5 separate regions of the Homo sapiens genome follow, and all the other regions are linked to region 2. A link is a loop called in an ENCODE intact Hi-C map of the cell type or tissue named here. Cell type or tissue: IMR-90. All regions are shown on one strand. Links, peaks and the distances in the headings refer to the core of each region. The heading gives the core; the rest is flanking DNA. Region 1 overlaps LOHAN2 (lncRNA oncogene in head and neck cancer 2). Region 2 has its middle 9.2 kb from the start of ZFHX3. Region 3 overlaps ZFHX3 (zinc finger homeobox 3). Region 4 overlaps PMFBP1 (polyamine modulated factor 1 binding protein 1). Region 5 has its middle 260 kb from the start of PSMD7-DT.

What was found. Hi-C counts contacts between places; a loop is a spot of excess contacts. Peaks named below come from ENCODE experiments on the same cell type or tissue, not always from the same donor. Only the 100,000 strongest peaks of a DNase experiment are listed, where the experiment ranks them.
Region 1: a loop joins it to region 2, with 2.5 times the contacts of the local background. A loop is called at or near these places in 2 of 110 quality-filtered maps.
Region 3: it touches region 2 in a loop (9-fold over the local background); 8 of 110 quality-filtered maps call a loop at or near these places.
Region 4: it touches region 2 in a loop (5-fold over the local background); 2 of 110 quality-filtered maps call a loop at or near these places.
Region 5: a loop joins it to region 2, with 8 times the contacts of the local background. A loop is called at or near these places in 2 of 110 quality-filtered maps.

The regions. Positions count from the first base shown.
Region 1 is chr16:73,411,952-73,418,078 of GRCh38, forward strand. The region is part of intron 1 of LOHAN2 (lncRNA oncogene in head and neck cancer 2); the gene reads left to right. It also overlaps a transcript of ZFHX3 not described here. Among named protein-coding and RNA genes, the nearest start is that of LOHAN2, 28 kb to the left of the region's middle. In IMR-90, for the core only: no CTCF peak of the experiment used is centred there; no DNase peak of the experiment used is centred there.
Region 2 is chr16:73,054,250-73,060,376 of GRCh38, forward strand. It overlaps a transcript of ZFHX3 not described here. Among named protein-coding and RNA genes, the nearest start is that of ZFHX3, 9.2 kb to the left of the region's middle. RefSeq lists enhancers at 954-1,466, 3,306-4,038 and silencers at 3,369-3,768, 4,049-4,268, 4,349-4,438, 4,519-4,628. In IMR-90, for the core only: CTCF peaks have their summits at 3,437 and 4,147 (motif pointing right); a DNase peak (open chromatin) is centred at 1,892; H3K4me3 peaks cover 3,747 bases; H3K27ac peaks cover 3,905 bases.
Region 3 is chr16:72,785,126-72,791,252 of GRCh38, forward strand. ZFHX3 (zinc finger homeobox 3) reads right to left here. Exons shown (of 10, transcript NM_006885.4): 10 at 1-3,723. The coding sequence ends at 2,039. All of the region lies in intron 3 of ZFHX3-AS1 (ZFHX3 antisense RNA 1), which reads left to right. Among named protein-coding and RNA genes, the nearest start is that of ZFHX3-AS1, 120 kb to the left of the region's middle. RefSeq lists an enhancer at 3,393-4,008. In IMR-90, for the core only: no CTCF peak of the experiment used is centred there; a DNase peak (open chromatin) is centred at 2,496; H3K4me3 peaks cover 990 bases; H3K27ac peaks cover 981 bases.
Region 4 is chr16:72,122,220-72,127,219 of GRCh38, forward strand. It overlaps PMFBP1 (polyamine modulated factor 1 binding protein 1), which reads right to left. Exons shown (of 21, transcript NM_031293.3): 15 at 3,749-3,913; 16 at 3,019-3,186; 17 at 2,548-2,715; 18 at 1,327-1,430; 19 at 695-769. Among named protein-coding and RNA genes, the nearest start is that of DHX38, 31 kb to the left of the region's middle. RefSeq lists enhancers at 2,613-2,722, 2,733-2,792, 3,337-3,838. In IMR-90, for the core only: a CTCF peak has its summit at 2,845 (motif pointing right); a DNase peak (open chromatin) is centred at 2,862.
Region 5 is chr16:73,953,206-73,959,332 of GRCh38, forward strand. No RefSeq gene overlaps it. Among named protein-coding and RNA genes, the nearest start is that of PSMD7-DT, 260 kb to the right of the region's middle. In IMR-90, for the core only: a CTCF peak has its summit at 3,582 (motif pointing left); a DNase peak (open chromatin) is centred at 3,586.

The DNA of each region.
Region 1 (6,127 bases), core at 635-5,634, 360 kb after region 2:
TTTCTATTGGGGCTAAAACTTAAGGAAGAGCAATTAAAGACCTCTAAGACAGATAGGCAGTCTTCCAAAGACTTTCCAATAAAAATAAATATCAGCCAGGATCTGTGGCTTATGTCTGTAATCCCAGCACTTGGGAGAGCGAGGCAGGTGGATCACTTGAGCCCAGGAGTTTGAGACCAGCCTGGGTAACAAGATGAAACCCAGTCTTTACAAAAAATGCAAAAATTAGCCGGACATAGTGGCGCACACCTGTAATCCCAGCTACCTCAGGAGGCTGAGAAGGGAGGATCATCTGAGCCTGGGAGGTCAAGGCTACAGTGAGCCATAATCACGCCACGGCACTCCACCCTGGGCAACAGAGTGAGAGACTGTTTCAAAAAAAAAAAAAAAAAAAAAAAGTAAATGTCAGAGAATGTGTTTGTCTCCTGAAGTCCCTGCACTAGTGCACACTGTACCCATTCCACCTGAATTGCCATGGCAGACCAGACCCTTGCTCAGTTTGTCATGGCCATGTTCTTTGTGCTTCCCTCATTCTTGCTTACAGTAGACAACTCCCTCCCCTCCCCTCCCCTTCCTTTCCCTCCATCATCCACCTTATCCTCTTCCATCCCGGCCTCATACTTTGCCTCAGGGCAAGGTCTGTAGTGTTAAGACTGCCGATGGCCTGAGAGAAGAGGCCGATGAACCCCTGGGGCTGCTATTAGTATCGGACTTTAGACACATTACAAGTTAAATAGGCTTTTGTGGGCTGGCGGGAGATACAACCACCATGCGTGATACTGTTTCTGGGGGAGTATTTCACCCAGGTTCCGAACAACAGACTTAAAATGAACTTCTGCAACATCATAGCCTATTAGTACATTGGATTCTTCCAAATTCTAGAAGATAATTGGGCTTTCTTATTTGCAACGTGTTTTCTTAGGGCAAGATCTATATCTGTCTCTCTGTGCTACGCTGTTGAAGAGCAATAATACAGATGCATTTATGGATCTTAACAGGAGCGATCAACTCACCAACTATAGCTAAGGGCCCACCGTGTGCAAAGTACTGGGGGAAAAATGTATAGAAAGCTGCCTTGCAGGAGTTCACAATACAGTGTGCGTGTTGGGCACGAAGGTGGAAATGGGGCAAATAGATGGATTACTGGCGATTATGAATGATATCAGAGAAGGCCACAGAGATTCAGAAAATAGCAGGACTAGAGACATTCTTATGAAGAAGATGGTTTGGAATGAAAGTGAAAAAATAGGTAATAGTTCAAGAGGCCCTTGCCATCAATGACGTGGGATTCCCCAGGCATTCCAGACACAGAACAGAGCAAAGAACAGCACAGGAGTGAGAAAGTTCAAAGGAAACTTGGGAAACAGAGGGGAGGCTGGTTTGGGTGAAATGTGACCTGTACATAAGGGAGTGAAGGAGGATGAGGCTGGAAGAGTGAGTTGGGACTGTGTTGGAGAGGGCTCTGGGCACCTTGCGGAAGGACTGCCATGTAATTGACCCCAAGACATAGCAGGCCTGCGTGTGGACAGATTGGAGGGCAGTGAGACCAGATGTGGAAACAGCACTTAGAAGCTCCTACAATTAGCAAAAGGCAATCAGTAGCTCTATGCTGGGGGCTGGGGTGGAGGAGAGAGGCAATCGAAGTGAGAACATTGTGGTTTTGGGGAAATCTCAAGAACTCTCCCAGATCTTGGTGCTGATGATGTCATTTATCTAACAATATTATTCTGATACAGTCACTAAACCATCCATCCATCTATCCATCCACTGAACAAGTATTTGCATACCTAGGGGCATTGTTCATGTTATGCATTTGATTTGGAAATTTTTCTACACGTATGTAATGAGTTCAAGGTCAAAGACTGGAGAAACCAAATGTTCTAAGATGATTTGCCCAAGTAAAAATGCTCTGCATATTATAAACAATGTTTCTCAAATTGTGATCATTGGATTATTAGAATGAAGGATACTTTAAGAAAACAAAGATTCAATATTCAAAGTTTTTATGCCTCCCTTGGTAAATCCCAACACCCATACAAATGATCAAAGGCCCTGACAAGTCCTGCAGTTAAAAACAAAAGTAAACAAAAAAACTGTTTAACCTTTCGCAGTTCACACTTTGACCACAGGACTCTTTTACTGAATAATATCTACTAACCTTCCAAGAAACACATTATGAAAAATATTGTTACAAAGTAGTATATAAACTTAAGGCATAGACCTTCAAGTGTAGTTACTCCTTTTAGGTTACCTCTAGCTCCAACCATTACCTGAAAGGTAAATGAAAGGGACCATAATTCAGGGTATAACCCACACAGAGATAATTTCTACCTTTTAACCATTTATTGCTGCATCACAGATTATCGACCACCTACTATGTGCCAGGCACTATGTATGGAATTCACAGTACAGCAGTCACTAAGAGATGTTTGTCCCTGTCTGTAAAGAACTAAACTTACAGTTTAATCAGTAACACCAAATCTTCACTACAAGGTGGGACAAATTGGCCACTCGTTCTCCTACCCTCACTTTCCCTGTGATTCTCCAACTTATATTTACCAAAGCAGTTTTATTACAGTGATATTTCAAAAGTTCTTTATTTAAAAAGGGTAATTAAGAGGTAGGATCCCACTGGGGGAAATGAGAGGCCAAGATGAGAGAATTGCTTGAGCCCAGAAGTTTGAGACCAGCCTGAGCAACATAGGGAGACCCCCATCTCTACAAAAATTTAAAATAATCCACCAGGCATGGGGGCACGTGCCTATGGTCCCAGCTGCTTGTGAGGCTGAGGTGGGAAGAACTTGAGCCTGGGAGGTTGAGGCTGCAGTGAGCTGTGATTGCGCCACCGCACTTTAGACTGGGTGATAGAGTGAGATCCCGTCTGAAACAAAACAAAACAAAACAAGAGGCTGGATCCCAAACCAGTACATTCCTCTATTAGCCAGCAGAGGTGAGAACAGACTAGCTAGGAAAGGAGTTTCACAAGAACTGGCTCGAATAACCCCAGCTGGGGACAAATTTTGATTTTCCTCATCTCTGGATTCTTCTCTCTCTTTAACAAAGACCACTACCCATGATCAATTCCTGGGTGTCTAGCCCAATCCAGCATTCACAGTTCATTCCTGGGAGCCAAAGTTCCCTTTTGTAGTTCCAAATGTTTCTCTCTCAGTTTTTTATTTTATTTTTTTAAAATAATGACCGATGTTCTAAAATCAGCTAGCAAGATAGGCAAAATAATCAGTAATTTCTAATTGTATATTTAAAATATCAATACGAAGTGGTTCTGGGCTGCAAACCAGAAGAAACAGACTTGGCTTATAAGACATTAAGAAAATTTTTAGTCTTGAGGTCTGCATGTTTTGTGAGCTTTATATAGAGGATAAAAGTGAAACTTCAGCTTTTAAGCCATGCTGTTAAAAATTATATTTACATCCAGTATAATTCTGCAACCATTAAGCCTTAAATGGGTATTAAGCCTGATTCAAAGTAATGAAACAGATGGTGGAAACACACACTATGGATTCTTCAATCTGGGGAGAAAAGGGCTGATTCATCTGTTTCAAGGGCCAGGCAAAGATAAAAGACTTCATCCCAAATGGAGCTGCTTCCTCCTCAAACCTTAGCATTCCCTCCAATGTATTTCTCCGTGTGGAAAGTATTATTAATGTCAGTATCCCCAGTGCTTGTAAAAGATTCATAGGCCATTTCCTCCCCTTACTGAATTCCCCTGTCTGTCCCGTCACCGCCCCATGTTCGTTCATCTCACTGTTGGGCAGTTTGGTGACGCCAGTTGCAGATTCCATCACAACCCAGCTGCCTGTCATAGGATCACAGCATTTTAGAGCTGGAAGGGGCTTAGAGATGGCATTTTCAGAAGAGAAAATGGGGCTGGGCACAGTGGCTCATGCCTGTAATCCCAGCACTTTGGGAGGCCAAGGTTGGTGGATCACCTGAGGTCAGGAGTTCAAGACTAGCCTGGCCAACATGGTGAAACCCCATCTCTACTAAAAATACAAAAATTAGCTGAGTGAGGTGATGGGCACCTGTAATCCCAGCTACTCGGGAGGCTGGGGCAGGAGAATCGCTTGAACCCGGGAGGTGGAGGTTGTGCTGAGCCGAGAGATAATGCCATTGCACTCCAGCCTGGACAACAAGAGCAAGACTCCATCTCAAAAAAAAAAAAAAAACAAAAAACGGAAAACAAACAAACAAAAAACAGAGAGAAAACAGAAGCTCAAAGGACAGTGACTTGTTCAAAGTCACACAGTGAGCACAGACTGGGATCACTGTAGGCATTTTTATTCCTTTGCTTGTCTTCTTTCTCCTCTTCTTTCCCACTTCTGAAAATATTTACAGAATCCTTTATAGGGACCAGGGTGGGAAATTAGGAGAAATTCTACAAGGTGAGAATAAAAATGTTGTAGACAGTCAGCCCAAAGGTTGTGGGAGTGCTGATGAATAAAGGTAGATGGAATGGGAGGACTAGAAAACCAGTATTGGACTCATTCATTATGAAAATTAATTTCTAACTTTAGGGGGAACATGGAAAAGTCCCTGTGAGGATACCACAGTCATAAATGTCGTAGGCAAGACCGGTGCTGCCAGGGGTACTCAATTTAGCAGACGAAAGTTGAGAAGTCGGCCGGACGCGGTGGCTCACGCCTGTAATCCCAGCACTTTGGGAGGCCGAGGCGGGTGGACCACGAGGTCAGGAGATCGAGACCATCCTGGCTAACATGGTGAAACCCCCGTCTCTACTAAAAATACAAAAAATTAGCCGGGTGCGGTGGCGGGCGCCTGTAGTCCCAGCTACCAGGGAGGCTGAAGCAGGAGAATGGCGTGAACTCGGGAGGCGGAGCCTGCAGTGAGCCGAGATCGCGCCACTGCACTCCAGCCTGGGCGACAGAGCGAGACTCCGTCTCAAACAGAAAAAAAAGCAAGTTGAGGAGTAGGATATTATCATCATCTCAACGTACCTCCCAAAATATACTTAACAGTTTCAAAGGGAAAAACAGTAACTTTGCGGCATGAAAACCTGGCAGATACCACCTTACCCAAGTGACCAAAGGGACTATCAGTTATAAGCCAAACTGACATCACGCACCCCGCATATAATACCCTGAGAAGGGCACGTCACCTCTGCTATTGCTGCCCAAAACATACGCATGTCTTCGATCAAATCATGAGAACCTTCCTATACATTCTATCCAGTCATGGAGCAATACTTTTTCAAGTGTCCAGGTGTGAAAAACAAGGGAGGACTGAGAGGCTGTCATAGATTAAGGGAGCTGAAGGAAACACAGCTAAAAGCTGTCTTACATTTAGGATTGTGGATAGGATCCAAGAAACAGGACGTGAGTGAAAACACCGGTGAAATCCAAATACAATCTATACTTTGGTATTAGTATTGTACCCATTAATTAAGAAAAGGAATTTTTTCTTTTCTTTTTTTTTTTTTTTTTTGGAGACAGGGTCTTGCTATGTCGCCCAGTTTGTCTTCAAACTCCTGGGCTCAAGTGATCCTCCTGCCTCAGCCTCCTGAGTACCTAGGATTCCAAGTATGCACCACCATGCCCAGCCGATTTCCTAATTTTGATAGTTGCACCACAGTTATCTAGGATTTTTATCATTGGGGAAGTTGGGTGAGGAATACACAGAAACTCTCTGAACAATTTTTGCAAATTTTTTGTTGTCTAAAATAATTTAAAAATAATTTTTTAAAAAGGAAAAAGAGGCTGGGTGCGGTGGCTCACGCCTGTAATCCCAGTACTAGTACTTTGGGAGGCTGAAGCGGGTGGATCACGAGGTTGGGATATCGAGACCATCCTGGCTAACACAGTGAAACCCCGTCTCTATAAAAAATAAAAAATAAATAAAAAAATAAAAAATTAGCCGGGCATGGTGGCAGGCGCCTGTAGTCCCAGCTCCTCGGGAGGCTGAGGCATGAGAATGGCGTGAACCCAGGAGGCGGAGCTTGCAGTGAGCTGAGATCGCGCCACTGCACTCCAGCCTGGGCAACAGAGCGAGACTCCATCTCAAAAAAAAAAAAAAAAAAAAAAAAGGAAAAAGAAAAGGCTGTGGGATGCAAGGAAAGACAGTAAGTCATGGGATGGAGCTATAAAGCACA
Region 2 (6,127 bases), core at 647-5,646:
GCCAAGGATTCTGTTACATAATAATATGAAAAACAGAAGCTGAAAGTGGGCTCGCAGGGGACAGGACATTCGAGGTTCCAGGCAGGCGAGCGCCACCAGCCCGGTTCCCCTCCCCCACACCCGCCCCCCTACTTTCTGACGTGCAATCAACCCTCCATCCCGATACAGGAGGTCGGTATGGAAACCAGGAGGATTTTTTTTTTTTTTTTTTTTTTTTTTAGGAAATCCACACTTTTCATTATTATTGTTATTATACTCTCATCCGAAGTTTATAGCTCAAGAGTTTGAATTCTAGCTTTTCTGGGGTTAAAGGTCTAAAATGAAAATTAATTTTTTTGGAAGAGGTGGCGAAGAGACAATACAGGGGAAGAGAGGGGTAGCTTATTTTAAGCAAACCAAGAAATTTGGGAGAAAAATCACAGAGGGAGAAAGAACTTGGTGGGGGAGGGAATAGATGTCTGCCGACCATATTCACAGCTGCCGCACTCAGTTTACATTGGTGTAATTTAAAGGCATATATATAGCCGCCGTTGCTCCTCTCTGTAATACCCCAAGACTGTAAATCTATAACCACTGCAATGATTTAGTGATTAAAAACATGATAACATATTGTGTAACTGCAAACCACAGAACCCCTGCCAACTCTCTCTCTCTAAGATAAAGGGGAAAAAAATACAGAAAATGTGTTGCTTGCAGCCATCTTCCTAAACCCAAAAGATTTTAATAAAAGAACCTATACAGCAGACGAATTGGAAAGGGGTGAGTGAATTCTGTGTGAAGCCAGCAAAGGGAGAGAAAAAAAAAAAAGGCAGCTTTATGTGGGATTCTTTTCCTTGTACTAACAAATTACGACCTAAACATGCCTTTTCTTTTCTCTCTCTTTTTTTTTTTAATAGTTTGTTGTAACTGGAATAACTGGTCTTGTGCACTGTCTTGCATATTCAAAGCTGCTTTGTAACCGGATCTAGAGACCCAACCTTATTTGCCTGAACTCAATAGGGTTTTTTTCTCCCCCTCCTCCCGGGTTTTGTTTTGGATTCGGTATTGTGGGTTTTCTGTTGTTGCTGGGAGCCTATGTCTATGCAGGCATAGGCTCTGGTGCCTTTAAACCACAGACCAAACACCTGAAAGGGGGAGGCACAATTTGTACAATGGCAGGAGGAGCCTAAAATATACACCAAAAAATAAAATCAAAGCAGCTGTAGGGGTTTTGGCCTCTGAGCAGCTGACCTGACCCCGTTCTGTATATTCTTTTATTTCCCCATTGCAGGATTCCTGCACCTTGGGTCAGATTCAAACTCAATGTGACCCTGAGGAGAAGGCAGTCACAGAGTCCTGAAAAGCTGCTCCATATTTAATAGGGGTGGGGGAAGTAAGTGCATATGCATCCAGACTCCCCCAGTGAAGACACCCACACGGTGCAGACGTACGCGCGCGCGCGCGCGCGCGCACACACACACACACACACACACATACACACACACACACGTCAGGACTGCCAGGCCATGGGACCAGCTCCACCCCAGTTTTCTTGGCCCACACCACTGAGAGCCTGAACTCTCTTTGCGGGCCCCCCAAATCCTCATACCTACAACTCTACACACACACACACACACACACACACGCAGAGAACACCACTCCTCCAGAGACTTTGTATGTTTAAAAAGTCCACAGATCTGAATCGCCTCCTCTCTGGACCGGAGCAGGGCAGTTTATTCAGAGAAATCAATAGGAAAGAGCATTTGCAAATATTTATATAAGCCCTGTGCGTTTCAGCATTAAGTAATTAAAAACTAAAACCCGAGGAGGGGGAAGGGAGACACACAGACAGAGGAAGGCTGCTGGCCTAGAGTAGGTTTTCCTGCCCACACCTCATCTTCCCAAACCGCAGTCTTTTCAAAACTGACTCCGTGTACACTTTTTACGAAATCCTCTTCGTACACCATTTGCTAGACTATTTCAAAATCATCTCCAAATATGGATTCACCTACCACCAAGCTTTCAAGACTGACTGTGTCTGTATTCTATCTCTCTTCTCATACACACACAGCAACTCATACTTTTGACACTGCGTCAATCTCTAGTATATTCTCTTTTATTTTCCTATCTCTAATATACCTGCACTAGTTAAAAAAAAAACAACAAACCTAACATTGTAAGATAAGAAGAGGGCCCCCCAAGTGCCCATTCAAGAAGCAAACTCCCAACCCCTAGGTCTCCTGAATACCCCCCACTCCCCTCAACCCACAGGATGTCTACACTTTGGGGGTTCAGCTCCTGAAACCCCCACATGTAAACAGATTTGGAAAAAAAAACAACTTCAGCAAAATGGAGTTTTAGAATGAGCTACTATGGAGTGGACTTCCCTATATTGTTCCGGAGGGCAGGGCAGTAAATTCTGGTTGTTCTCCCTCTAAATCCTCTCTAAGAAGCCAAGCAAGGCGCTGGAGCACCCACGCTGCAGATATTGTAGAAATTTACAGTAAATGTAGGTACACGATTGCAGCACGCTGCCCTATTGATTATGCAGATTGTGATCAATCTTCTCCCCTCGCCCACTGCCCAAGCCTCTTTCGGAGGACCTCCAAATAAGTTGGTCTGCAACTAGCTATTCTCCCAAAGTAGGGAGGAAAAAAAGTAATTTTTTAAAAAACATAATAAATCCTCAATTGTCCCCACTGAAAGGGCTCGAGTCTTTTTTAAATTCCAAAGTGAATTTATGTTCTGTAATTTGCATTACAGCCAAGCGATCACCGTCTGTCATATTCTTCAAAGGTACTTAACAAACTGCCTTTTAAAAGTCACTAGAACTGGAGGCCAGAAAAAGGCAATCAGCATGCTCCGTCCATACAGTGCTTAGATCAAGTTTCAATAATTGAGACCAATAAAAATTGTCATATTTACCCTACTTGAAAGCAACAAGGGGGAAAAGTTAAGACTGGGTGCCTTTTGAAAGCGCTTGTAATCAAAGAATTTGCCACAGTCCAAAGAATAGCACAACATTGAACAAAAGTCAGATTCTGAGCAACAGCTTCACTCGCAAAGTGATATATACATATTTTAATTCAATAGTTATACAAGAACCCTCCGAGTACTGAGTCCATACACAACTTAATTATATACACTGCATGAAATACACTTAGATCTACTCTCCAATAGATATGCAAAAAGACGGACATTAAAATGCATAATGTAAAATTCAGGAACACGGTTTTTGCATCGAGTGGAGCCGGGCGAGGGGTGAGAGTGGGGAACCCAACGTAAACAATCCCAGATTCGCGAGAGCAAAAAAAAAAAAAAAGAAGAAGAAGAAGAAAGAAAAGAAAAAGAAAAAAGGCATCCTCGGATGTCTCTGAGCTCAGCTGGCGGAAGAAGGCCGGCCGGGCGAGGTCTGGCCCTGGCCAGCGGCGCAGCCCCGAGCCCCCGGGAGCCCCTAGTGTCCAGGGCAGAGTCCCCTCTGGGCGCTCGCGGCGCTGCCAGTGGGGCAGGGCGGAGAGCGCACAGGTAGAGGATCGCGCGGCCGCCTCGCCCCCTCCGGGACCCCGTGGCTCCGAACGGGCTCCCGCGTCGCCGGCAAGTCGAGCCCCAGCGCGGAAGGCGCTCGCCCGGCCAGCGGTGGCGGCCGCGGCAGCAGCAGTGGCTGCGACCGCGGCGACTGCTCCGGGCCGGGTGCGCGCCCCGCGCGGCTGCTCAGCCCGGGGCCCCGGCGCCTCTCGGGGTGGGGCAAAGTTGGGGGCCGGGAGCGGCGGGGGCGGGGGCACTCGGCACCGCGGACCCCCCCATACTCCCCCCACCGCCGGCCGCCGCCTTTGTCTCCGAGCTGGTACCCCGGCCGCCCTCCCGCCCTCGGCCCGCGCCCCGGCCGGCCCTGCCTGGCGGCGCCTCCAAACTCGCCGCGCGGGCCTCGCCCCGGGCGCCTCCACCCTCCCGGGGGTCGCCGGCGGCCGGCGGCGGCGGCGCGGGGCCGGGGAGGAGGGGGCGGCCCGGGCTCGGCGGCGGCGGCGGCGGCAGCGGCGGGAGGAGGAGGAAGAAGAAGAGAAAGAGAAAGTTTGGCGTAGGGGGAAGGCGAGCGGGACGCAGCGAGCGAGCAGGGCGCGGGCGCGGGGAGCGCGGGCGGCGGCGGCCGGGCGCGAGAGCCGGGAGGGGGCAGGACGAGCCCCATGCAAAGCAGCCCGGGCGCCCCGAGGAGCCCCGCGTCCGGGCGGTGGCGGCGGGAGGAGGAGGAGGAGCAGGCGGCGGCGGCGGCGGGAAAAAAAAAAGAGGGAAAAGTTGCCACTTACGCGGTTGCTTCTCCGGCGGCGGCGGCTGCAGCGGCGCTGCTGGCGACGGCGGCGGCGGCGGGAGCTGGCGGCGCTTTTAATCCCGAAAAGAGGCGCTCGGGCCGCGGAGCCCATCAAGGCAGCAGCGGCGGCTGGCGGGGGTCGGCGGCGGCGGAGGACGCGCTGCTGGCGGCGGCGGCGGCGGCGGCGGCGGCGGCGGAGCTGGAGCGCGCTCGGCGGAGCCCGGGGCGGGAGGCGGCCGCAGCCGGGGAGCCGGAGCCGCCGCCGCCGCTGCCGCCGAGCAGCATGGTTGGCGGGGAGTTTACAGCCCCCGGAGCGGGCAGGGGCCACGGAAGAGAAGCGGCGGCGGCGGCGGCAGCGGCTCTAGGCTGTAATTGGGATGCAAAGCAGGCGGCGGCGGCGGCTGCGGCCGGGAGGAGGAGGAGGAGGAGGCGGCGGCGGTGGCGGCTGCAGCGGTCGGAGGGGACGCGCTGGAAGTGGGAGCTGATGAGTGAAAAGAAAAAAAAGTCTTTGGATCTTTATTCTGCTAATTAGTTTCCTGCAAAAAATGGCTGTGATTAATTCAGTGCGCATGTGCTTCATTACCCAGGCACGACGGGAAGGGCTAATTAGCCACCTTCTGGATCAATAAGATTCAGCAAAAAAGAAAAGGGGGAGGTGGAGGGAGGCAGAGGGGAGGAAGGGAGGAAAAAAAAAAAAAAACAGGGGAAAGTGATGAGCAGGGCAAGGAGAGCAGGAAGAGAGGATGGGAGAAGAGCCTAGAAGAGGGAGAGAGGCTCCAAAAGTTTATGCATGTATTAAAAACACACACACACACACACACGACACACACACGAGCGCGCGCACACACACACACACACACACACACGCACACACACACCGAGAAGTGGAATGCATAGGAGCAACAATAGGAACCTGGCTAAGAATCTTTTTAAGATTTTTTTTTTCCTTTCTTCTTCCCCCCCTTCTCTTTTCTTTCTTATTATTTTCCCCTTTCTCTCTCTCTCTCTCTCTCTCTCTCTCTCTCTCTCTCTAAGCAAACGCAGCAATGTTTAAATTAACTAGGAAAAGAGCATCTCCAAAGAATGGGGGCATTAGTGGAGGGGGACAGCTTAGAGTAAAGGTTTAAGTGAAAGAGCAGAGACTTCGAATAGAGACCACTTTAAATTGCAAATCTGAGATTTTTTAACTGAAGGAAAATTACCTCCCCCCAAATCAGAGGACGAATGAAGAAAATATGGAGAAAACTTTAACACATACCATAGACTAGACAAAAAATATATGTTAATTTTGTGTTCTGAAATAAGACGCAATCGGTCTTCTCTGGTTCTTTAGAAGGAGAGAGGAAGAGAGGAGGGGTGATTAGAAGAAATAAAAGGGAGAAAGTGAATCAGAACTGAAAGGGGATAACTTCAGGAAAGACAAGAAAAGGAAAAGTTGCACTTGGAAACAAGTCCAACTTTCTACCTTTCTGGACTTAAGAGAAAAGTAAAATCAATTTTCTCGTGTGAAACCTGGAAAGCAGATGTTTTCAAAACACAGGAAGCTATTTTGCCATCAAAAGCAGGGATGTAATAAAGGCAGTGAAAAATAATTTCAGACTGAATTCATAAGAGAGAAAGCCAATATATTTAAATATAGAGGAAAGGCCTAGGGTGTAGAAAGGGGAAATTACATACCCCTTCCCTAATGCCAAAAAAAAAAAAAAAAAAAGCCTTACAGCTACCTCCAAGAGTTTGGAGCACAGTCACGAAGCCAAAGGGCTTGAAATGAGAGGATGGATTTCAGATAAAGACTAGGAGCGGTACATCCCACTAGAGCCCAAAGGAGATCCCTGGAATCAAAGA
Region 3 (6,127 bases), core at 484-5,483, 270 kb before region 2:
TGTTGATGTTTAGCTATGAAAGTGAAACAGCAAAGCATCTATTTATTTGTCTCCAAAATCTATGTTTTAGCAGCACAAAGTTTTCAAAGTTCAGACCATTTATTTATTTTTCTTTTTACATGAGAAAGGGTGTGTGTTAACAGGAATATGGATATTAACAGAAACAAGTGCCTCACATACAGTTCCTTTTTTGCTTTCTGTACACTGCTATCTGCTGCTTTGTTGGCTGCGCTCTGGATCACTCGCTGCTCAGACTGCCTAACACAAGGACAAAACTTTGAAGTAAAAAATGTGTCTTTTGGTATATGGAATTGTCATTAACATTTGCCTCTCTGCTTGCAGAAGAAGCACATAACAACCTGGGAATCTTTTGTTTTTCTCTTTCTTTTATTAAACTAAGTCTTGTTTGTTTAAATCAGAAACAAATTCTCAAGTAACAAGAACCCTTTCCCTTTTTTCTGCATCAGCAGTGAAAGGGTGTGTCTTTGGATTTTATTTAAAGCATGAAATTTTTTTTTCTGAGAGAGGAAAGAAAAAACAAACACAAAACCAAAAACCAAATCCCTAACCAAAAACTTTTTTTAGAAAAGAAAAGTACACAGCCAATTACACAAATGGAAACAAATCCTTTAGTATAGAAAAAAAAAGAATATTTGAAGCTCCTACCAAACAAGGAGGAAAAGAAGGGGTACAAAGAAAAAAAAGCCAAAAGAAGGATAAATAAAAAATAAATGCACAAAGCTAACAGACACAGGTAACTAGAATTATATGCCTTTAAAAAGTTTCAACTCCCCAACCAAAAATAATCTGTGAGGATCCTAATGACCCCTAGAATCCCTTGAAATTCTTTCTTTAGTTTTATAAAATAATTCTGCAGCTCCCTCTAAGAAATGAAGGCAGCTACCTTAAGTGGGAGATTATAGGACGGGAGGTGGGAGAAGGAAAGAGAAAGTGGAATTAAGGGACAAGAAAGAGAAAGTGGAATTAAGGGACAAGGGGAGAAAAGCTTAGGCGAATCAACGGATTGCAATCTATCATCTGCTAGGAATGAACAAGACAACATCAAATGAGGAGCTGTCAGCTGGACCATACAAAAAGCTAAATGTACACAAAAGGTTTTTTTTTTTTTTTCCTTTTAAATCTACCATACTGCTTCAGTTCATTTCCAATGCAACAATCTACTCAACACCAAAAATGGTCATATCTATCATAAATACAGAAAGTCAGTTTTTAAAACTTATTTTTTTTAAGCTACAAGTCCTCAACACTCTTTGTGTGTGTGGGTTATTATTTTTTTTTTTTTTTGAAAGTGGGAGTGCTTAACTTTTCCCCTTGAAATTGGCTTCAGCAGAAAAGCTATCCTTAAAAATCCCCAGAAAGCTAAAGCAGTTCACATTGTTTTTCTTGAATACTTTCTGCCCATTTTTAAGTTAACAAAACAAAAAATCTTTTCTGGAACAAAAAAAAAAAAAAAAACTGAAAAAACAATAATATATAAAACAATGATTCTGAAAACAAAGTGTGAGCGATTGACCTGAGAATAAAAAGACATTACATTTCTTTTTTTCTTTTAGCAAGCCATTGGTATCTGAATGCTAAGATAGCAAGAAATTTAAAACTGTAACAAGGTGGACTGCTTTCCCATACAGTGCATGCCGGGCTCCTCTGTGCTATCAGCGTGGGGCGTTTATTGAAAAGGGGCAAATATACAAGGGGTTTAAGCTCCAAAGACATTAGGGAGGCCCTGCGGACTTCTGTTTCCCAGACCAATAGTACCTTCAAAAGGACACAATGTAACAGGGTTAGGGCTTTTTTTTTTTTTTTAATATTAAAAGAAAAGAAAAAGACAAGAATGTAAAATCACCGGCATAGATAGGTATATGGGAAAACAACCCACGCTTTTTCTTTTTTTTCTTTTTTTTTTTTTTTTTGTTTTTTGGTTAGAAGCTTTGGAATTGCAGTTAGTCTATTTTTGAAATTGGTTTGTTATTAATTTTTGTATTTAAATTCATTTGTTTGTATTGTTCATCTTCAAAGCTTACAATCTGAAGGTGTCCGTTCCTACACTGGTCAGACCACTGTCCTTGGGGCAGCTGGGGTCTTTGGGACCCTCCACCGGGCTCGCCGGTCCGTCGGACTTTTGGCTGAGATCCGTGTCAGACTCCTCCGAATAGTCGTCTGTTGGCATCGAGGGCTGAACCCCTGAGGTGCTGCATGAACTTGAGGTAACCGTTGAAGATGAGGAGAGAGGAGGAAAAGAAGGGGGCTTCGCTGCCGAAGCCCGGGAGACCACTTGCGGCCAAGACTTCCTGGAGGCGTGGGGGGAAGCGGAGGAGGGGGCGGCGGCCGACGGGGGAGGGGGGCTGTCGTTTGAGTGAGCGGCAGACTGCGAGGTAGATGCGGTGCTAGGATCGGGGAAGCAGGCAGAGTGAGGTAATAAACTAGGGTGCTCTTTGGCGTTTCTTGCTGCTCTCGTGATTGTTCTGTGTTTGTGCAAGGCCGACTCGAGATGTTGACTCAGAGCTTCCTCCCCACAGAGCGCGCTCTCGCACGCCAGGCAGTGGTACGAGCCGCCGCCGCCGCCGCCGCCGCCACCGCCGCCGCCGCCGCCACTGCCACCGCCGCCGCCGCCGGTGGGGACGTGAAGCACCATCTCTTGCAGGTTCACCACAGACTGGCCGAAGAAGCAGAGGGACTTCAGGTGGCTCCTCGCTGCCTCCTCGTCGCTGAAGCCCGCCTGGCACTTGCGGCAGACCAACTTGTACTGCACCTTTGGAACAATGAAGGGGTCGTAGAGGGAGTCCGCACTTTTGCTTTCTGCTTCTGGCTCTTCAGGGAGTTTCGGCAGGAGGGGGGACACCTCACGGGGGGTGTTTTTCTGTTCTTCTGGTTTGGGGGATTCTTTGGCAGGGTCTTTGTCTGGGGAAGGAGCCCCGGGGGGGACTGGGGTTTGGCTTGCTTTGGGCTGCTGCTGCTGCACTTTTTGCTGCTGCTGCTGCTGTAGTTGCCGCTGCTGCTGCTGCTGAATTGCCTCCTGCAGACTCTGCTGGTATTGCTGGTACTGCTGCAGTAGGGAGCCTGGGGACAGCCCCATCAGGGCCTGCGACAGTGCAGGGCTGTAGGGGAACAGGCCTTCCATGCCATACATAGGCTGCAGGTACCCGCTCTGCAGGGCGCCAGGGATCTGGGGAGCATAATAAGGAGAAAAGCCTGGTACAAAGTAAGGAAGGAACTGGCTTGTGAGCAATGCTGTGGGGTCCGAAGTCAACGCGGCCTGCAGGGCCTGCAGCTGTGCAGGGTCTACCGCATACTCCATGGTGGGCAGCGGGGCTGAGATCGTGGCTGCAGTTGCCGTGGGGGCCTCTCCTTTCTCCTTCTTGGGGACAGGCAGGGGTTCCCCTTTCCCTTTGTGTGCCTTTTCCTTCTCCTTTACTTTCTCACTGTCTTTGTCCTTGCGTTGCTGCTGCTGTTGCAGTGGGAGCTGTGGTGTGGGTGGCGGCTGGGCTGCTGGCGGCGGGGGAGGCTGCTGCACCTGTGGTTGCTGCTGCTGCTGCTGCTGCTGGGGGGGTTGCTGAGGGCCCATCGCCATCGTGGCTTGTGCTGGGGTTGGGGAGCTCAGCGACGCTGAGGACGGTTTATTTGGTAATCCAGAAGTGGGGAGGCCAGGGGAAGGAACAGTTGTGCTGGGCAGACCCATCAAGTTCGGCTTAGGAGACGTTAAAGCTGAAAGGAATGGAGACAGAAATCACCGGTCAGTCTGGGCAGGGGTAGGGCTGAAGCTCAAGACGTTTTACCGGTGTCACTGGCACACAGTTTGAGATGTCAAGGCTTGAAGGATCCTCTCAAAACGAACATTTCCAACAGAAGTATCCCACCAGGCTCAGGGCTGGACAACCTTGTATTCTAATGAGGACTCAGTCCTAGGTCAGCTCCCATACTTCCCCTTTCAGCCAAACAACTTCCAGAAGTATCCCACCAGGCTCAGAGCTGGACAACCTTGTATTCTAATGAGGACTCAGTCCTAGGTCAGCTCCCATACTTCCCCTTTCAGCCAAACAACTTCCAGAAGTATCCCACCAGGCTCAGGGCTGGACAACCTTGTATTCTAATGAAGATTCAGTCCTGGCTAGCTCCCATACTTCCCCTTCCAGCCAAACAACTTCCAACACCTTCCTGCCCAATGTGCCACACCCGCTAGTTCACATTTTCTTTGCCAAGTACTCCCAGCTACCATTCACTCTGCCCAACTGCAATTAGTCTAGAGGCCCCAAAGCTAGCTGTTTCTAGCTGGGGCCCATTTGCACCAAAGGCCTTCATCACAAAAATAGTATGGCCACGAGGTCCCCAGAGAAGTTATCTGGAGGAGAGCGGCAACAGGAGAAGAGAGAACGAAGGCAAGAAAGCTAGCACGGCCACATGAACAAAAACAAAACAGGCTCTACAGGTGTTCCTCCTCTCTGACCTCTGTTGCTGCAGCTGACTGGATGCTTTCGGAGGGTAGAGAGAAGATGATGAATAGGAAAGTGTGGAGGAAGGGCCTGGGAAGAAATAAGAACAATCCATTCAGGGAAAATTGCTTCCATGCCTTGGCCCAGCTGACCTGCTTCAACAAGTCTACTCAACAGTATAACCGCCTAGGAATAGGAATCTGGAATCTGCGGGAGAAACGACCATCTTCTTTTCCTGCCCCTGTTTGAATGATACACAGGAGGGCCAGTGGGACTGTAGATGGTTGAGAAACAACCGCAGGAAAAGCAGAAAAGCCATGTCAGAAGTGGAATAGCCCAAGATACTGACACCAATTCCCAAGACATCACAACCTACCCGAAGCACCACTGCCTATGGATAGCAAAGGTCTGACCATATCACCAGGCCCTCATGGGCTAGAATCCCATCCTTGATCATACCCCTAATCTACCACCACTCCCTGCAACGCCTTCACCAACCCGAGAGCCTAATACCCTCCCTGACCCATAGCTATCTCCTGGTTTGAGTCACCAGGTCCAAGGTAATGCAAGAGGGTGTTGCTACGGATGGTACTCCAAGCTTCAGGTGTGTTGAGACTAGCAAGATAGTAGGTAAGGACAGCATGGGGGTGGGGTGCAGTGTGTGCTGGACGATGAAAAGCTGAGAAAACAAAGAGGAGGATCCCACAGGCAACAGCTCTCAGAACACCTCTATATTCACCATATCCAAGAAACTTGATGGTATATACATCTCTTCAGAGGACACCAAAATGCAAAATCAAAATCTTACTTCATCTGGACCTCACCTGCTGGAAAGCTGGGGAAGGAGTTCCATAACATGACACTGAGGAAAAAAAAGCAAGAAAAAGCACTCTGAAGCCCAGACTTGGGGGAAGACTGCAGATTTCTGGCTATCATGGTAGTGTTCACCATCAAAACCCTCAGATTTCAGACGAAAAGAACAAGACTGCTTCAAATTGCCAATCCCAGACAAACAGCTGTTAATACTGGATAGCCAAGGAGAAAGGTTCCTTCAGCATCTCATCATGCAGTGTCCTCAGTGCACATAAGACACCAGAGAAGATATGTGTGACTCTACTCAGAAAAGCTTAGTAAAGACTTGTTGGTTAAATTGGCACAAACAAGACAGAGTAGATTATGAGTTCTAAACTTGGGACATGGCTCTGTCTCCACTAGGCAATGGGTCTGCTCTCAGTGGGGCAAGGAAGGAATATTTAGAGATTTCCCCATCCCCATGGCTCCAGACTTCTAGGAGAAAGATTCAGGTCAAAAAGCCTTAAACTGTGTGTCTTCAACTGATGGTCTATATAAGAGGTTCAAATTTTAAGAAACGTTTACGAATCTCTACTATTTACCAAGCCTTGCACTAGCCATGCTAGACACAGTAGCTCAACACACTCACAACTCTGTGACATCCTTTTTCTGATCTGTAAGATCAGAATCAGGCAAGGTACTTCATCCCCCCTAGACTTACTCCTACAAATCTGGAGTCACACTGACCCTGTGGGATTATGGTCACACACATCAGACGTGTGACCCTGGGACTTTCGGTTGAACTCTTGGAACCTCAGCTTTCCATAACAGATGGTTATGAGGATTAAATGAAAGACCACATTGATAGAAAAAGCTTAGCATTGGGC
Region 4 (5,000 bases), core at 1-5,000, 930 kb before region 2:
AATGATCTCATTCTTTTTGATAGCTGCATAGTATCCATGGTGTTACGTAAGGCATGGTTGTTTTCTAAGTGTTCCCTAAGAAAAGGTTGGGAAGCGCTGTCCTAAGGCTTGTTGTTACTTGTTACTTTGCCACCTCCAAAATCTCAGTTTTAGGCCTTCATACCTTCACCTCCATTCTCAAACTGGTAACACTCCTCGCATACCTCCCTCTTAGTGGACCCAGCTTTGACCATGAGGGGAAGCAAGACCACAGGCCCCCAGATGAGCAGGTGGAACAGAAGGGCTCCTCCAACCTGGCCTGCTCACCTGATGATTTCATGAAGAGATGTTCCTTGTTTGTTCCTTCACTTGGGATCTGTTAGAGCATCTCAGCCCCTGCCCTAAATAATCCAGTCTGCCTTTCAGTGCCTGTTCCCTGCTTAGCACCCTTGACCTCTGAGAACCATGAGAGCAGGAAGGAGCAAAAAGACTACTAAACTCCCTTTGGATTTTTGGTGAGAGAACTAAGGCCCTGAGAGGTCAAGTGATATACCCAAGGTCACATAGATGCAGATTCGAGACCTGGGGGTCTTTCCAAAGCACCAGGCCTTTCCTGGGCTGATCCCCCTATCAAGGGCTAAAGCCAGCCCTGGCTCCCTGCTGACCCTTCTTGTCAGCTCCCAGGAAGCAGCCAGGGTGGTTTAAGATGACTTACTCCTTTTCGCCACTCAGCTTGGCAATGTATTTCACCTGCTCTCGGAGCTGGTTTCCTAGTTTCTCATTGGCGACCCTGTAATAAAATCACAGGAGAAAACAGCAGCCAGTCGCCAGCCTCCCGCGAGCAAGGGTGCAGCTGGCTGAATGGGATGCTGGGTTCTCAGCAAGACTGCTGCTGCATCCCACGTCCCCCACGCATCACCCCGTCCGCAGAGCTAAGGCCTTCCTAGCACCTGGGGATTCAGAGGACTCTCTGAACTCAACTCCTATGCAAAATCCTGTGAGCCCCAGGTGAGTTCAAGGGAATGAGTTCAAGGGGGCCAGGCAGTGAAGCTGGATCCTGGGATGGGAGGAGGATATCTGAGCCAATGTCCCCCTTCCTTCTTGCTGCCGAGCAAAGCACCCCTTCCTTCCTGCCATCGCTGTTTCCAGCTCAGCAGAGGGCTTTCCAGGCCTGCCTGAAGGGTTGAGCCCTCCTCTCCATCTTATTTCCATCCCTTGGGTGTGGGCTGAGACTGGATCTGTTTTCCAGGAGTGCAGGGGTGTGTGTGACTAATCTTTGGCACGCATGTGGCTCCTCGGCTCAGTCCAGGCCTCGGACCCTGCCTCCCTTTTTCCTCCCATACTCACTTCTGCTGTTTTGCCCATTGCTCCAAGTTGGTCATAATCTGATCATTCCCTCGGTAGAGCCTACAGGTGTCTTTGGGCACAGACCACTGGGGCAGGCAGCAGGGCTTGGGTACAAGAAGAAAACGAGACAGTCAGAGGTGGGAGCACAGGCCTGTCAGCCCTCCTTCCGAGTCAGGCCTCTTCTATCTCCCTGGGAAAAGAAAACTTGACTCTGCTGTCCAACCCGAGGCCAGAGTTGTGGAGTTGCCACCAGACCTCCCCCTCTGGCTTGTGCGGGTGGCATCTCACACAAAGGTGACATCTCTGAGAAGGCACCATTTATGGCAGAGACACGTAGATTTGTACACTTATAATCACGGTTTTCAGTGTGAAGGCATTAAAGTGACTCCTAAAAAAGAAGTATGCTAAGCCAATTTTCCAACAGATGGAAGAAAAACATCTGGAGGAAGAGGAAGAGATGCCTTCTTTTTCTCTCTTCTTTTTTTTGACACTCTTGCTCTGTCATTCAGGCTGGAGTGCAGTGGCATGATCACGGCTCATGGCAGCTTAACCTCCCCCCCGGCTCAAGCTATCCTCCCACTTAGCCTGCCGAGTAGCTGGGACCACAAGCATAGGCCACCATGCTCAGCTAACATTTAAACTTATTGTAGAGATGAGGTCTTGCTATGTTGCCCAGGCTGGTCTCAAACTCCTGGACTCAAGCAGTCCTCCTGCCTTGGCCTCCCAAAGTGTAGGGACTGCAGGCATGAGCCACTGTGCCCGGCCTAAGATGCCTTCTTTGTAATTCGAGCAAAGGCCCAGTGGCCACCTGAGCTGTCCTGCGGCCTCCTGCCATGAACTTCACTGCTCAGGGAGGTGGGCCTGGGACAAGCCCAGAAGGTCACTTAGTCCATTCTACTGTAGGGTCCAGGGCTGCCAAAAGTGTCAGGATGTACTCTGGAAGGGGACCCAGTGGACTAGGTCAGGGGTAGCTGGTGTACCTGACAGTCTCTTCTCTAGAATGGGGCCTTCGCTCTGCTCAGTATCTATCAACAAAGCCACAAGAACACAGGTGGGTTGAACCAGCAGCTGTGGCTCTTGCTTTGTGCTAAATGGAGGGGGTGACCTTTCCTTTGCTCCCAGGCTCTCCCACCCCCACCAAGGGCTGTCTGGCATTTGGGTGGTCATAGGATGTGCCTGGAGGCACTGAGAGGAGGCACGCAGAAGCCAAGGCATGCCCACCTCCTTATCGTCCTCAAGGAGGTTCTCTTTTAAGGCGGCCATCTCCTCCTGGAACTCCCTGAGCTGCTCCTCTTTGGCTGCCAGCATCTTGAGGTCATTCTGGTGTTGCTTCTGCCACTGCAGCACCTGGCAGCTCATCTCCTCTAGCTTCTTGTCAAAGGCGTGCACCTACTCAGGAGAGCAAAGTGAGGAGGGGGACTCCAGCTGGCCTCCCTGACCGCAGGACCCACAAGGCCAGAGGGTGCTTCCTGGGCCTTGGGATACGTGTTGGGGGTATTTTCTTCTCAGTGGCCAGCAGAGGGCACCCATGCTCCGATCTTTGCTGCCTCTGTCTGAAGTTCAGGGAGCCAAGAAAGTGGAGGGAACCTAGCAGCCCAAGGGAATGACTTAGTGCTAAATAATTCTGGATGCAAGAGGTGACCTTGTGGACCCCTACCAGGAAGGCAGCCCAAGCCCCTGGCAGCTCCTCACCTCCAGCTCACTCTCCTGGTGGAAGCCCCGCAGTTTTCTTAATTCCGTATTGAGCTTTTTCATCCTTTCCTCATAAGCAATGATTTCCTCTTCCAGCTGAGCTTTCTTCTCTTGGGTCTGTGTCAAGCTTTGCTGCAGGCTCTTTGTCTCTGAGGTCACGTGATTGAGCTTCCGGAAAAGACAAAGAGGACGAATGGCTGTCAGAGACTTTGACCCTCTCTGCTGAGTCCTGAATGGAGGAGGGTTCCAGTCCCTTCCTGTCCTCTGCCCAGGGTGACACGGACGGTCACCTTGCCTAGTCTCCCAGAGAGGGGTGGGAAATGACAGTGGTTGGTTTTCTGCACCCTGCTTTCTCCTTCCTACCCACTCCCTCCATTTCTTCTCTTTCCAATCCCATGAATTGATGGGCCAGCCATGATCAGCACAGGATGGGGCATGAATTTCCCTGACAATCCAGACTTTGGGAAAACCTTGCCCCCGAGTCACCCATGGGCAGAAAGGCTTGCTAGATTTGGTTTTGATCTTTGTCCTCTTCCTCCGCCCTCCACCCAACTCCAAGCCTCACAAAGAGGAAGCAGGCCTTCTCTGCACAGACATCCCAGCCCACACAAGGGTTTGAGATGGCCCCATTGACAGTCAATAGGCAGGAAATTGGCTCCTGTGCTTCTCCCGCTACCTTGACGTTTCCTTGCCTGAAAACAGCCCTGGAGACTAGAGGGTGTGGCCTCACCTTCTCGAGGGCTTGTGTCAGGTCATCCTGGCAGGCGGCTGACTTCCGGGATAATGCATCATAGGCTTCTTTGGTGATGGTAGTCTGGAGATAGTGCTTCTCCTTCTGCAGAGCTTTGTCCAGCTGGGCCTGCAGGCTCATTAAGGACTCCTTCTGAAGGGCTATCTTTAAGGAGGGAGAGCAGAACTGTCAGGGTGCCAGGTCAGGGTCATAGAGGCATTCTCTGTGCCTATAGGAAATGAACAAGAGCCAAGCTCTCTCCTGTCTGCAGCAACCTGCAGAGTCCGTGTTAACACTCACATCTTCACTTCACCACTGTAAAAGGTAGAGCTGTCTTTCCAGGCTCTTTTGCACCCCTCAGCCACATCTCTCTTTCTAGTTAGCATTTCCCTCAAACAGCAGGAGTACCAGCGGTGCTGGGGCATGATATGCCAAGTACACAAAAAAGTCCCTTTCACATACTCTGCAGCCTTTGATAAAGACCTGGAATCCGATTTGAGGTTAGTGGACATGATAACAACATGTCCTTTGTGTTTTATGCCTCACTTAGTTCCTGATGTAATTCACTAGACTTGATGTGCCAGAAAGCAGGACTGTGCCTGTGTTTTGTTTCCTGCTGTTTCCCCATTGCTGTAACTCAGGGCATGGCACATGACAGAGTTTCAGGAAATGCTCAAAAATGGTCTTTGTTCTGTCACGTGAAATATTGCATTTTTGGAGTTAGGGATCAATTGATCAACATGTTAGGGAACATGTAGTTCTGGTAGAAGTGTGTTTAAAAACTGAAGTCTGTTTTCAACATCGTAATGAGTATTCATGGTATAGTTAAAAGGAAGTTGGGATCTGGAGTCAGAAAAATCTGGGTTGAGGTCCAGGTTCTATCATTTACTTATTTCTCTAGCCTCAGTTTCTGCTTCCACAAATTGAAATCATTTTAACTGTTTCGTGGAGTTTTTATGATGATCAAATGAGGTGATATGTGTAAAAAGGGCTTTGTTTTACTATACGACTATGAGTTACTGTCACAGACACACACAGAAACTAGCCTTCTTATATACTTTAAGTACAGGACAGAGATCTGCTTCTGAGTCTGGAAGCCAGAGGGAGACCTCAGAAATTCATATGCCTGACTTGTATTCTTTGGTATTCTAGCACACCTGCATCTGAAAGTGGCCATGCACACAGAAACACATTCTTTTGGGTTTTCTTGTTTTATCTCCAGTAACTGATCAGTGCTTCAAGTTTATTACTT
Region 5 (6,127 bases), core at 665-5,664, 900 kb after region 2:
TGTTGTTTTGAAATACATATTCATTGCAGAATGACTCAACTAAGCTAACATATACATTACCTCACATACCATTTGTGTGGTGGGAGCACTAAAATCCACTCTCAGCAATTTTCAAAATAAGACACATGATTATTAATATAGTCACCATGTTGTACAATACACCTCTTGAACTTATTCCTCCTAACTGAAATTTTATGTTCTTTGACCATCTCTCCAACCTGCAAGTAGGCACCATTCTATGCTCCAATGAGTTCAATTTTTTTAGATTCCACATATAAGTGGGGTACTGAGGTATTTGTCTTCCAGGTTCATCCATGTTGTCACAAATCACAGGATTTCTTTCTTTTTTAAACCTGAATACTATTTCATTGTGTGTGTATGTATGTGTGTGTGTATATATATATACACACATACATATAGAAAGTATATATACATACAGAAAGTATGGTGTGTACATATATATCCATACCTTCTGGATTAATTTACCCACTGAGGGACACTTAGTTTGATTCCATGTCTTGGCTACTGTGAAAAATCCTGCAATGAACAAGGAAGTGCACACATCTCTCTTCAACATACTGATTTCATTTTCTTTGGATATACACCCAGTAGTGGGATTGCTGGATCATATAGTAGCTCTGTTTTGAATGTTTTGAGAAACTTCCGTCCTGCTTTCCGTAGTGACTGTGGTCATTTAGATTCCCATCAGCAGCTCCAGCACAATGTTTCCTTTTTGCCCCCACAACAGGCAGAAATCAAGATATAAAGAGAAACATGGATAGAAGAGATGCTTTCCCCTTTCCTCCCTCATTAACCCATGGCTGCCTCCATAAATGGAAAGAAGACTGGATGTGAGCATTCTATGATGTTTCAGACACTCACTGAAAATTACATAGTTAAAATAAAGACCAGAGTTGATGCTACCATTTCTGCCTGAAGCTTATCCTGAAAGTAGCTCTGGGGAAAGAGTTCTCTCTCTAGGATCCAAAAGTCATGGAGGTAGGTTTGACGTCCTACTATGTCCCACTACTTGTTGCCTCTAGGTTGGGAATTGTCATGTGGTTTAGGTGCCTTAAGATTCTTCCAGTGTGAGATGTGGGAAGCTGCTCCTTGTGACTTGCTCTGCCTTTTTCCTGGTGCCAAATACCATTCTCAACCTCCAACCTCCCACTCCAGGCAGCACATCCTGTCTTTGGACAGCCCGCCATGCTAGTGTCTGCCATCCAGTAGTCACAGGCCATCTTCCCGCAGGTTCCCAACAACCTGAGAGGCTTATTAAGGAGACAGCAACAGAGACTCAAAGAGGTTAGTAATGTTGCTTTCAGTCACAAAATCAATTAAGGGGAGAGTCAGGATGCCTATGCTTTCAAGTTCGACTGGCTCCAAAGCTTGTCTTCTAAGCCCACAATGCTATTTCCTTAAAAGGACAGAAGGTTCTCCCTTCATCAGGAGCTCATTCATTCATTTTCTTCCCCCTGAGAGCCTCCATGTCCCAGCCTGGAGTTGGGCATGCTGCATAATCTCACCCTGGTCTCCTGGAGATAACGTTTCCTCCTTGCTCTCTTAGAGTAGGCAGGAGAATATGATATTTACAAGAAAGTGCTTTGATGGGGGTGTGGGGATAGCTTGGATTTGAATCTCAGGTCATCTACCTATTTGCTGTAGGACCCTGCACTATACTTCCTTATACCTGTTTCCACACTCTTCAAGTTGGCATAATAATATTCTATTTCATGATAACATACAAAAATAAGTTTTGATTCTAAACCTAGAATATAAAACAGTGCCTGGCACAAAGAATAATATATATACACCTACTAAATAAAAACTACACTCCTTCTCCCCCAAGATTGTCGTGATAGAAATGCATCATTCAGGGAGCAAGAAAAAAAGACCCCACCACAGTTCAAGATGCCACTCAAAGCATAACACTCAGGCCATGGCCTATTTGGTTTCTACATCAGGTCTGCCCCACCCACCTTTAGCTTTCAGTGGACTAAAGACAAAAAGGGTCTAATGCATTCCTGGCGGTTTTTCAAAGCATGGCAGAAGTGAGTCGGGTTTATAAGATTAATTCTTTTCACTCTAGGCAGTGGGTCATATCAGAACCTTCACTCAACCAACTCAGTGGATAATCTCCTTTTATTACTTTCAATCAAACTAAGTGTCTGCAATCTGTACAATGGCCACCAATTTAGTGGGAAACAATAATTTGTAGAGCATGATTATAAAAAGATGAGATAGAACACAAGGTCCAGATAAGCATCCTGTAAGTTTGTTCCTATCTCATTGCATAGAAAGCTTTTATGACCCAAACTACATTAGGGACATACAGCTGTTCTGCTATGCTAAAAATCAAAGAAAGAAATAGACATTGTTCACAGATCAGTTTCTTATTTAAATAAGAGAAACAGCCTATTGGTTAAATTCATATCCTTTGTCATACTCACATGGAGCGATCCATCGCTCGTACAAGTTAAACATGAAAAGATTTCATTGTATAAAAACCAGAAGCTTCTTTTAAAAGATAATAAAATTCTAGTTACACAACTGGACAACATCACAAAGCCGTCTGGATTGTGGAAACCACTCTCTTCCCGTGATGGATAATAAGGCATGGGGTTTTGCTTGCTTTGATTAATTTCAGAATATTGCAGAGAACCCGCATAATCCCTAAGATAGCAAAGGAGAGAAGGAGAAGCGATGGGCAATGATAAAAGCGTAGTAATGGAGCAGGAGCTGTGTTTCCTCTGCTGTAGGAACGCTCCCCTCTGCACCGCCGCACCCACCCTCCCCGCAAAAAAAGAAACCAATTTCATTTTGGCAAGTACTAACCACAATAAGAGTCGACACACAAAAATGTCCTCTGGCTCTGGGGCTTAAATTATATGCACCGAGGCCGAGCAATGCAAAACAAAAACTATGAGATGTCTCCATGACTGTGATCAGATATATAACATAGCTGGAAAACGTACATTTCCCTTTTTTCAAAGCACAGCAGCCATTATTTATACAAGTACTGAATATGGAAAAGGCTCTGACAAATTTACAGTGGTGTTTGGATGGATGAGGATGGTGGATGATGGATGAGGGAGACGGAGGATTCCCTTATTAAAGCATCAAATTCTTCCCTAAATATCAAATAGACATCTTAGCCACAACTGCACTGCTTCTTGCTCAAAATTACATAAACCAACCCTGTTAAATGTTTTTCTTTAATAGGAAAAGGCAGGATTTTCTCCTAATAAATATTGTTAATTTGGACTCTGGCATTACGTACCTTTCCTTTTTTGCATAATGTGGACTTCAAAGTGTATGCCTGTCAAACAAGAATAAATGTGACAATTCACAAATATAAATGAATGCCAGCAAAAAACTGAGGCACAATCTCAAGCATGCTATTTTGTTCTAAAATTTTAGTAAATAATTTAAGTAGATATAATCTTCCAAGTGTATTTTTGGTGTCTTTTTGACAGGACAGAAGCTCTGAAGGGGCGGAAACTCACCATTCACTATACGATTTTTTTATCCTGTGCCCAGATTTTAAAATATACAGAACGTTAGAAGCACTGCAGTGCCCACTAGTGGACACATCAGAATCACAGCTGCCTCCTGTCCTCTTTCAATGAAAACCAGTCCAAAGGCATTCACCATAGTGGAGTAAAAAACAGGAAGAAAGAGTATGAAATAAAAAGCATCTGCTTTAAAACCCGTTTGCGTGACCATTCACTTCTTATTTTATCTTTACAATGATAACAGAGGCATGCACAAAGAGAAAAACTTTCTTCTGCGAGGCTCAACTTTTCTATCATTTGATCCTATTGTAAAGTCAATGGTACACAGAGCTGTATTTGGCGGCACTGAAGATACTCTTTAAATGAATAAAATGCTCTGTGTTTAATGACTCTTGACCTGGAAGGAGTTAGGATATAACATATAAAAGTTCGTCTCAATACAAAGAAGTGCGTCTTTACAAATTCTAACCAATCCTACTCCAATCAAGTTACCCCTTGTTACTTGGGGTAACCCTTGCTCTGCAGCGAATTGTTAGCACAGTCTCTTTTAATAGTGACAGATCCTGTCTACTCATACCCTGTAATGACATCACTAGAAAAAAATCTTTGAGCATTAGCACAATGTACATGTAATCCAACAGCAATCTGATTATAATTTACCAGAGAACAATGTTTACACATTGCAAGTGTTACTGATTCCTTTTTTAAAAAATGAAAAACAAGCCTCATTTTGTATTTTAATGTTTCTGTTTAAAAACAATGGTGATTAAGTCCCATGAAAAATATATTTGACAGATAAATCAAAAGTTATTACTTTAACTTGATTTCTAACTAATTCGTTGATTTTTAAGCAGTTTTATGAAGTCTGATTGAGAAGAAATAGGAGACATTTATAAAACACCATCCATAAAACTGTAAAACAACAAAACATTCCTAATTCAATTTGACCCAAGACATCTTATTTAAAAGCATGAGTCTGTTAAAAGAACTAACACAAGCCATGGAAACTAAGGCTATAATTGTTTTTAAGATTCTAGAAGTACATAGAACTTAGGCTAGATATTTTATTCTAACACATGTGAACTGGAGATATTATAGCTTATCGGCAAATCATCTGGGCTTTACTGCTTACTTTATCTTATAGAGCACTTTAATGGGCCTAATCTGCATTTTGGAGAAATGAGGAAACAGTGTAAAGACCAATGACCCTCCCCAGAATTTATTCCGCAGGTCCAGTCCCCTGCTTTGTTATACCTTCTCTAAAAGGTCCCTGCCCTGGCAGCTTTCAAATCCATTAGAAGCCTACAATAAGGTACCATCCTACTGTAATAAACAGTGTCATGGGGTGGTGGGGAGAGGAGGGAAAATTAGAAAGTGGTCAAAGATAGTCTTGGGAAAGCTATCCTAAGAAAGAACATTTGAGGAAAATCAGCTGGGCGTGGCAGCATGCGCCTGTAGTCCCAGCTACTCAGGAGGCTGAGGCAGGAGAATCACTTGAACCTGGGAGGCGAAGGTTGCAGTAAGCTGAGATAGTACCATTGCACTCCAGCCTGGGCAACGGAGCAAGACTCCGTCTCAAAAAAAAAAAAAAAGAAAAGAAAAGAAAAAGAAAAAGAAAACCAAAAAACTAGCATGTTCACTTTTCCTTCAGCCCTGTAAGAGTAGGGAGGACAGTGATCTTATGATTCTGGAAAATTCAATAGGGGGCACGTAGGCGGTGTGTAGCTTCCTCCCCTTTGCCTTGCTTTTGCATTTTGTTCTTGGTTCAAAGCAATTAACTCATCAGACATTTTCATGGGCTGTTTCTGGTAAGGAATAAGTGTATGGAAATAACAAAATACATATGAGGGGAAAAGGGCACAGGGAAAAGTCAGTATATCTCCTAACAGCATTCCCCAAGTTCCCAAAATATCATTCCCAACTACAATTGGAGTTATTTGAAGAAACAAAAACAGACAGTAAATAAACTATGATAAATACCAAGAAATTAGTCTTCCTACCTTCAGGAAAAAGTCCAACAGGGCTTCTATGAAATGAATCAAATTTTGCCTTGGCACCAGGCTACAATATCAGCACCAAAAATAGGACACTTTTGCTTTAAAAAAACTGCCTCTCCTTTTTCAATGGCTTAAATTACCTGAATGTGTTTGCAATTGGTGGCAGCTGTTTGGCTAACGTATGGTATGGATTTTTTGATATATTTAAGGGATTCTTTTTTAACTAATCAGAGAATTCTCACCAACACCACTCTATGTGCTTTAGCTAACCTCTGTTTTCAAACACTCCATTAAGAATATACCTTCTTGGGATGTCTTCTTGTACTCTAATTCTTCCTGTACTATATATAATTTTTACAAGCATTGTTCCTCAAATTGTCTTTTATGGAATACTAACTGCAGATTTCAACAGGTATTCCTCAGAAAATGAGGGAGCTCAACGGACAGGTGAGTTTGGAAATCATTTGCTTAAACAGTTTGTTTACAGGTAAGAGCCTTGAATACACTAATAGATGCTGTCAACCTCCAGTAGGTTAGACAGAGTATGTCCTTGGACGTTCATTTCTAAATAAAGCACAGATTGGAAAATATCAACTTCAATCCATATAGTTCAAT